Linked DNA regions of Mus musculus: region 2 is linked to region 1. Evidence: chromatin loops called from intact Hi-C (ENCODE). Cell type or tissue: gastrocnemius. All regions are shown on one strand. Region 1 holds the start of Gm34204 (a long non-coding RNA gene). Region 2 overlaps Pcgf3 (polycomb group ring finger 3).

The links. Peaks named below come from ENCODE experiments on the same cell type or tissue, not always from the same donor. Only the 100,000 strongest peaks of a DNase experiment are listed, where the experiment ranks them.
Region 2: it touches region 1 in a loop (2.5-fold over the local background); 1 of 42 quality-filtered maps calls a loop at or near these places.

Annotation. Positions count from the first base shown.
Region 1 is chr5:108,425,840-108,429,839 of GRCm38, forward strand. Pde6b (phosphodiesterase 6B, cGMP, rod receptor, beta polypeptide) reads left to right here. Exons shown (of 22, transcript NM_008806.2): 13 at 615-722; 14 at 959-1,068; 15 at 1,268-1,355; 16 at 1,755-1,855; 17 at 1,958-2,065; 18 at 2,341-2,404; 19 at 2,618-2,692; 20 at 3,267-3,350. It overlaps Gm34204 (a long non-coding RNA gene), which reads right to left and starts at 3,377. Exons shown (of 3, transcript XR_880561.2): 1 at 989-3,377. In gastrocnemius, a CTCF peak has its summit at 1,520 (motif pointing right); a DNase peak (open chromatin) is centred at 1,533.
Region 2 is chr5:108,483,296-108,487,295 of GRCm38, forward strand. Pcgf3 (polycomb group ring finger 3) reads left to right here. Exons shown (of 11, transcript NM_172716.5): 7 at 2,845-2,952. Among named protein-coding and RNA genes, the nearest start is that of Pcgf3, 24 kb to the left of the region's middle. In gastrocnemius, a CTCF peak has its summit at 2,120; a DNase peak (open chromatin) is centred at 2,139.

The DNA.
Region 1 (4,000 bases):
CTCTCATGCTCCTCAGAAAACAGAAGCAACAGGCTGATATTTCTGAAAGAAATTTTACTAAATGCTAAGGGAAACAGACAGAAAGAAAGCCATTGGGATAAAAAATATTTCCAAATAATTATTTGATCCTAAATATCATAATGGAAGGGGTAAAGGGTTCTCTTAGCCTGCATCCTCTTGTTGAAGAAAATGTTGAGGCTTCCCACCTTTCTGCTCACAGGCCACATGTGAATCAAACACTCAGGCCTTAAACCAATGGGTTTTTTTGTTGTTGTTGTTGTTGTTGGGTTGGTTATTTAGTTGGTTTTGGTTTTTGCTTTCTCAAAAGATCTCACATGCCAGGGGTCCTCTTTCCATTGTGAGTCTGAACCTTGGGAAGAGAGAGGCATCAAATTCCCAAGGGCTGTTCTTTGTTCTGGTGTGAGAGCCCTTCCCAAACAGGAAGGGGCCAGTGAGAACAAGGAACAAGGGCTCTGAGACCAACAAGATAGAAGTGGAGAAATAGGTATAACAGACTCTAATGCAAGCAGTATGAGAGGCTTGGATAGGCTCTGATATGGTGCTGTGTAGGCTCATATGTGGATCTCAGAACCCACATGTACTCTGCTCCCCAGGTCTTGGTGCGCTTTCTATTCTCTGTCAGCAAAGCCTATCGAAGAATCACCTACCACAACTGGCGCCACGGCTTCAATGTAGCCCAGACCATGTTTACCCTACTCATGGTACGTATGTAAATTGGATGGGCTAGATGAATCAGAGGGCTGGGGCAAGGACCACAGCTAACTATCTTCTGGCCCAAGGATGCCAATTGTGTGTATCCAGTCCTAGCAATGAGTGGAAGGGACCTGGGTGGGCAAAGGGATGGGTTTGGGACACCCCACATCCCCTTTAACCACTGCCTTCTGGAGCCAGAGAGCTGGGCCAGTGACAGGACTCAGGACTGGATCTATTCCCACAGACAGGCAAACTGAAGAGCTATTACACTGACCTAGAGGCCTTCGCCATGGTTACAGCTGGCTTGTGCCACGACATCGACCACCGTGGCACCAACAACCTGTACCAGATGAAGTAGGCTGTGGGGAGGGCAGGCTTGTGGTGGGCATGGTAAACCATAAATCACGCGTCCTTAGGGTGAGTCTTTGCAGTCTGGCAATCAGTACTGAGATGGACCACCTTGAAGATGCAGTGCCACATGGGTCAGACCTCATCCTACTGCCTTCTAACATTGCTTTTGTTGTGTTCCCCTGTTAAATAAAATAAACAACAGATCGCAGAATCCTCTAGCCAAGTTACATGGCTCCTCAATTCTGGAAAGGCACCACCTGGAATTTGGGAAGTTTCTGTTGGCAGAGGAGGTTTGTTCCTGATTTGGTTATGAGTTGTTTCTCCTCTGGGCTGTGGTAGACAAGCAGGAGGTCCTGGGCAGCATGGATTTATCAGTGTGAGGTGCTAAAGGACAGGCTCACATCTAGAGATGTTCCCACATGGGGCAGAATTGCAGTCATGGAGGCAGTAGCTAGGAATGGCCACTAGAGGGTACAACAGATCATGGAAATGGGCAAAGGTATCTGACCCAGGACACTGACAGAGGGTAGACACCAAGGGAAGGCAGGGATGGCCATAAGACTGATCTTCACATAAGTGAAGGCAAGGTTCGAGTGAGGGGATTAGACAGAGTAGGCCCTGAGAGTCAAAAACAAGAGTACCACAGACAACCTCTGCCACAACCCAACACCAACTTATGGTCCCCACAGAGCCTGAACATCTATCAGAACCTGAACCGGCGGCAGCATGAACATGTGATCCACCTCATGGACATTGCCATCATTGCCACCGACCTGGCCCTCTACTTCAAGTAAGAATGCATCAGAGGCAGGAGGTGTGGGCAGAGCCCTCAGTAGACATAGATAACCATGGCCAGTCTGTCACCTACTCCTCCCCTCCTTCTTGGGGTCAGGAAGAGAACAATGTTCCAGAAGATTGTGGATGAGTCTAAGAACTATGAAGATAAGAAGAGTTGGGTTGAGTACTTATCCTTAGAGACCACACGAAAGGAGATAGTCATGTAAGTAGCAGGTCCACTGCTGGCCAATTAGCCCTGCAGACCTCCCTAATCCCAGGGACCGGAGACGGCACAAGGGTTCATAGGCCTCACCACTGAATCCAGAATCTTCCTTAGCACCCCTGACCACCACTTGCTTCAAGCTCAGCTTTCCTTCTTCACCTACAAGGTGGTGACTTGGGACCAGCACCTTTCCTAGGACTGTCCCAGAGAGCTGCTGAGAAAATGTTTACTCTCTGCTCAGAAGGACAGGTAGTCTGCTGTCTGTCTGTCCACAGGGCCATGATGATGACTGCATGTGACCTGTCTGCTATCACCAAACCCTGGGAAGTCCAGAGCAAGGTCAGGACTGATGACCATCTGGACCCAGAATAGCCCTTCGCAGGCCATCCTGGGTCTGTACCTAGGGAGCTACAGGGAAATGGTGTTGGTTTTTGAAGTCATCCCTGGGTACGGCAGTGAGAGGCGCCATATGAACACTGCCTGTAGGACCTTGAGGGGAGGGCCTACTGCTCCTGAACATGGAGCCCCACTATAACTTTTGTGTGTGCTTAGGTTGCTCTTCTGGTGGCTGCTGAGTTCTGGGAACAGGGGGACTTGGAGAGGACTGTCTTGGATCAACAGCCCATTGTGAGTGTTGCTTCCAGAATATTCTATCTTGGCATATGTATTAGAATGCTTGGTAGCGCTCCAGACCCCAGGAATTTAAGGTCCCGGAGTCTTAGCCTTGATTTGTGTGGCCCTTTGGCATGACTATGGGTAATTTTGCATCTTGCAGAATAGAAATCACAAAAAATTGTTAGATTGGGGTTGTAGCTCAGCAGGAGCACCTAGGGTCTATGTGGCTGCAGAGTACATCCATTAGACAGGCCAGTCCAGGGAGGTCAAGTCAGAGAAGGGCAAGCCTAGGGAAAGGCAGGGAGTAGTGGTGGTAGTCCATGGCAAGATAGACAATGAGGTAGTTACAGCTAGGGTTAGGGCCCACCACTAACACCACAGATGGCATCTACATACATGGGAACTGGGAACTACAAAGGGTTGTTCTGACCACTTATCTTCTAAGCCAGCTCTGGCTAGTGTGAAGAACTGTTTGGAGCAGGCTTTAGGCAAGGCATAGACTAAGCAAGAAATAGGTCTTTGCAGCAAACAAAGTCTCATAGGGAGAGACAGCACCCATGTCATCTGCCTGTGTTTTCTTTACAAGCCCATGATGGACCGGAACAAAGCAGCTGAGCTCCCTAAGCTGCAAGTTGGTTTCATTGACTTCGTATGTACTTTCGTATACAAGGTGCGCAGCAGAGGTATTCCATGTTGGCTGGGGTGGACTGGCTCAGAGTGGGTTGGGAATGGACTGAATCCAGCAGGGATCACACAGGGACATTTGTGTGATCTTCACCCTTATTTGATGGGGGAAACCACAACACCCACCTCAACCTGCCCTGCTAATTGTCCCAAAACTTATGACTGTTCCCTCAGAAGCACTAAGTGTATTTCCTAAAATGTCCTTACTCACCTTGAGGTCTCACCTTAAATATCTCTGCCTCAGAGGGCCTCTTTAACCACAATGGGCACACCATCTTCAGGAAAATGGCTACAACTTGTCTACTAGGTATCTGTGAAGGTGATACCTAGTTTTTTGTTGTTTTTTGTTTTTTGTTTTTTTTTGTTTTTTGTTTTTTTGTTTTCCAGACAGGGCTTCTCTGTATAGCCCTGGCTGTTCTGGAACTCACTCTGTAGACCAGGCTGGCCTTGAACTAAGAAATTCGCCTGCCTCTGCCTCCCAAGTGCTGGGATTAAAGGCGTGCGCCACCACTACCTGGCAAGCCTGAGTCTTATCTGTCTCCAATGGCATACCCCAATACAACCTGAAGAACATGATAGCAGCCATGTTCCCACTAGCTGGTCAGGCACCGATGAACTGCCAAGTCGTTAAGTTCT
Region 2 (4,000 bases), 57 kb after region 1:
AGGAATATCTGCTGGACAGAGGAGACCCACGTACTAAAGACCACACTTAAATGGCTCAGCTCCAAGTGTGGTCATGCAGCAGTTAAGTTGTTTGTGATTCTTCAGTTTACAAGTAAGATATCCTTACACATGGATCTGCTTGCCTTTAGAATAGATTACTAACAATGGCTAAATTCTAATGTATTTTAGATATATTTAGATGTATAATGCCCAAACAATTCCAATTAATGTTTCTGTATCTGTTTGTTTCTTTGTTTTAGTGGGTTTTTGTTTGTTTGTTTGTTTGTTTGTTTGTTTGATAGGGTCTAACTATCCAGCTTTGGCTGGCCTTGAACTCATTGAGTCCACCTGTATCAGCCTTCCAAGTGCTGGGATTAATAGGCCTGTGCCAACATGCTTGGCAGTGTTTCTGTGCCTGTATATACCTAATATTGGGCACATTAGACTTTTTTTCTGTGACAAACAACCGAGAGAAGTGATTTTGTCATAGAGTTTTAGGATTGTCATAGAGTTTTAGGATTTTAAGTCCATGGTCCTTTGGTCCCATTATTTGGGGGTCATAGTGAAGCAGAAGAGGATCATGGAAGGTTATGGCAGAGCAAAGTTGCTTACATCATGGTGGCCAGGAAACACAGGAGTAAAAGCAGACAAGAAGGCCTAGGAGCAGTTACTCTCCAGAAGCATGCAGGAACCTACTTCCTACAGTTAGGCCCTGCCTTCTACGCCTCCCAGGAATGTCATCAGACCGTCCTAGGAAGTTAGGACTCTCCTGATCTAGTCACCTCCCAAGAACCCGCCCCAGAGTTGGCAACCTTAAACATGAGCCTTCAGAGGACATTTAACTCAGCCATATACTGGTGGGTTTTTGTTTTTGTTTTTATCCTTTTTAATTAATGCTAAGTGAGAGTTAAGGAAGTAGGCAGTAATCGTGGTGTCAGAAGCTGAGTTATTTCTGCCTTTGGTGAGTTCCTTATTATTGATCTCTGGGCTTTTGGTGTTCAGGTCACAGTTGTTTTTGAGGCCACTTTGGGTGGCTTCCCTTTGTCAGAAACTGTTCCATGCTCTGGTTTGGGGGCTGCCTTCCATACAATTGTATATGGGAACCTCTCTTTCTCCATTTATTTATTTTGTGTATGTATGTGTACATGTGGGGATGCATGTGTCTGTGTCCTGGTATATGGTGCTGTGGTTGGATATATAAGTCAGGGGACAACTTGCAGGAATCAGTTCTCTCCTTCCACTTGTGGGTCACAGTATCAAACTCAGATTGTCAGGCTTGGTGGCAGGCATTTCTAACCACTGAATCATTTCTCTGGCCAAACACATCTTTAGCTGATACTTTTGCCATCTTCTTGATTGAGCCCTTGCTTCCCTCCACTGTAGAAGGGTCCTGTTCTGACCAGATACACAGCTTATACAGCCTCATACTTGTACGGTTAGGGTTTGTAAAGCATCTGTTCAGGCTAGATGCTAGGGTTCTAAGGGTTCCAGGTCTTTAGGAAAAACAGATAAGCAGATGAAAAGTTTAATAAGGCTTGGCACGATGGCACATGCTTTTAATCTCAGCGTTCAGAAGACAAAAGCAAGATCTCTGTGAGTTGGAGACTAGCCTGGTTTACACAGTGAGTTCCAGGCCAGCTAGTTAACCCTGTCTCAAAAAAAAGTAAGATTTAGAAAAGTTTAACAAAGCATTTCTTGTTTCACTACATGTAAAGTATCTTTTACAGAGTAACTTACAGATATTTGGTTTGAATAAATCATTTTAAGCTTCCCTTGCCATTGGTATATGCTGAGCAATGGCAGGATCTGGTACATGCATATCACTTGGGTCTGAATGTTAGTCTCATGGATGGGGCTTTTGCTGTTTAAGTCAGAAGCTGTTTTCATCTCTTGTAATTGATTATTTCCTCTAAGTACAAGGTGTCAGCTTGGTCTACCCAGTGAGGGTATGCTGACCATCTGAGGACAGGTCATGCGGCTTTGTTGGCTAATGATCCCTAGGAACACAGTGATCTGAAGCCCTGGGTAGCTTCATGACTAGGTGTCTGCCTTCAAGAATAAACTTTCTCTGTAGGTTGGAGGTTTCTGTTTCCTCTTTTTCTTGCATTTCTTTCATGGCCACTACTGCCCACAGCCACTGGGGGCAGTCTTCACTCAGTACAAGACAGACATGGCCACTGGATACTGCTGTAGTCTGTGATGTGACCAAGTGACCTTGGCACACAAATACAGGTTTTCGGTACATGGTTGTTCTGGATCTGTTCTTGTCATTCAGGTGTATCTCCCACCCTCAGCCTAGTGAGAACTCTTCTTTACTTGATGGCAGCTTGTGACCATCATGGCTACAGGGACAGTGGGAGCACTCGGCAGCATGTGTAGATGTCTAAGCTGCCTGTGCCAAAATGGTATGTGGGATATAGGAGTTTACTAGCAGCCACATTGTCACTGATGATGCATGAAAAGTATCGGAGCCCCCTCCTCAGGGTCTGCCATATTCTGAAGAGTTCCTCAAACTGCCTCCCTAGGATCTGTCCTCCTCCAGGTGATGAATATCCCCATACCATCCTAGAGGGCTGAAAAGGTTAGGTCAGAGTCCTGAGCAGTATCCCTACAGCTCAAGAGCCTGTCTTGTTGCACCAGTTCTTCCCACCTTCTTGAATATGTTCTTGAATATCTGCAGCATGGTCATTAAGGTTCCCATCCTGACTTGTGCTTATTTTCTGACTAGTAGCGTCCTTCAGACCCATCATCTCATCTGCTAGTTTCTTCATGTGATGTTAGTGAGCAGTTTTACTATTTAAGTCCTTTCCTACTGAATATTAAAATTGTCTCCATTCTTAATAGCGGAAATGAGGAAACAGAGGGAATTCTATCACAAACTGGGCATGGAGGTACCAGGTGACATCAAGGGGGAGGCGTGCTCAGCAAAACAGCACTTAGATCCCCGAAATGGTGAGTAGTTGCATCAGGCCACCATACAATCCAGAGGTTCATTTATCAAGCTTTCCCTTACAGAACACTTTACCTTAGGTGGTTTTCCCAGAAAGGGACCATTTTCTGATGGTTGCTGAAAAGGTTCTTCATCAGCCCTGGTTAATGGACCTGTTAGTTAAGAGTACAAGAGAGGGGGCTGGTGAGATGGCTCAGTGGGTAAGAGCACCCGACTGTTCTTCCAAAGGTCCAGAGTTCAAATCCCAGCAACCACATGGTGGCTCACAACCATCTGTAACGAGATCTGACGCCCTCTTCTGGTGTGTCTGAAGACAGCTACAGTGTACTTACATGTAATAAATAAATCTAAAAATAAATAAATAAAATAAAATGGGACAATGTATATGTTAGGCTTTTTTTAAAAAAAAAAAAAAAAAAAAAAAAAAGAGTACAAGAGAGGGGGCTGGAGAGATGGCTCAGCGGGTAAGAGCACTGACTGCTCTTCCAGAGGTCCTGAGTTCAATTCCCAGCAACCACATGGTGGCTCACAACCATCTGTAATGGGGTCTGATACCCTCTTCTGGTGTGTCTGAAGACAGCTACCGTGTACTCACATAAATAAAGTAAATAAATCTTAAAAAAAAAAAAAAAGAGTACAAGAGATACTAGAAAATGTCTAGGGCTCATGTGGAAGAGAACAGAATTAGACAGAGGGCCTAAGAAAAAACATGGTGGATAGTCTTAAGATAAACATCTAGCTTTGTTTGCTTTATAATAAAAATCCAAATGCCAGTTGGATTTGAGCGTAAAGTTAATTGGTGCTTTTAAGTCAGTATTTAATAAATTATTCAAATCTTTAAGTATTGGCACTTTGCTAGTGGAACCATATAAGTTCCTGAGAAATATTAAGATCACCCTGTATATGCTTAACAGTCTAAGGAAAGTTGGTGCCTAGTTCCCAGTGGGAACCAGACCAGGCTGGGTGGGAGTTGGTAAGGCAGATGGAAAGGGGAGTATGTGTCCTGAGTATGTGTCCAAAAGTAAGGTTCCATGAGCCAGGCTTCTTAGA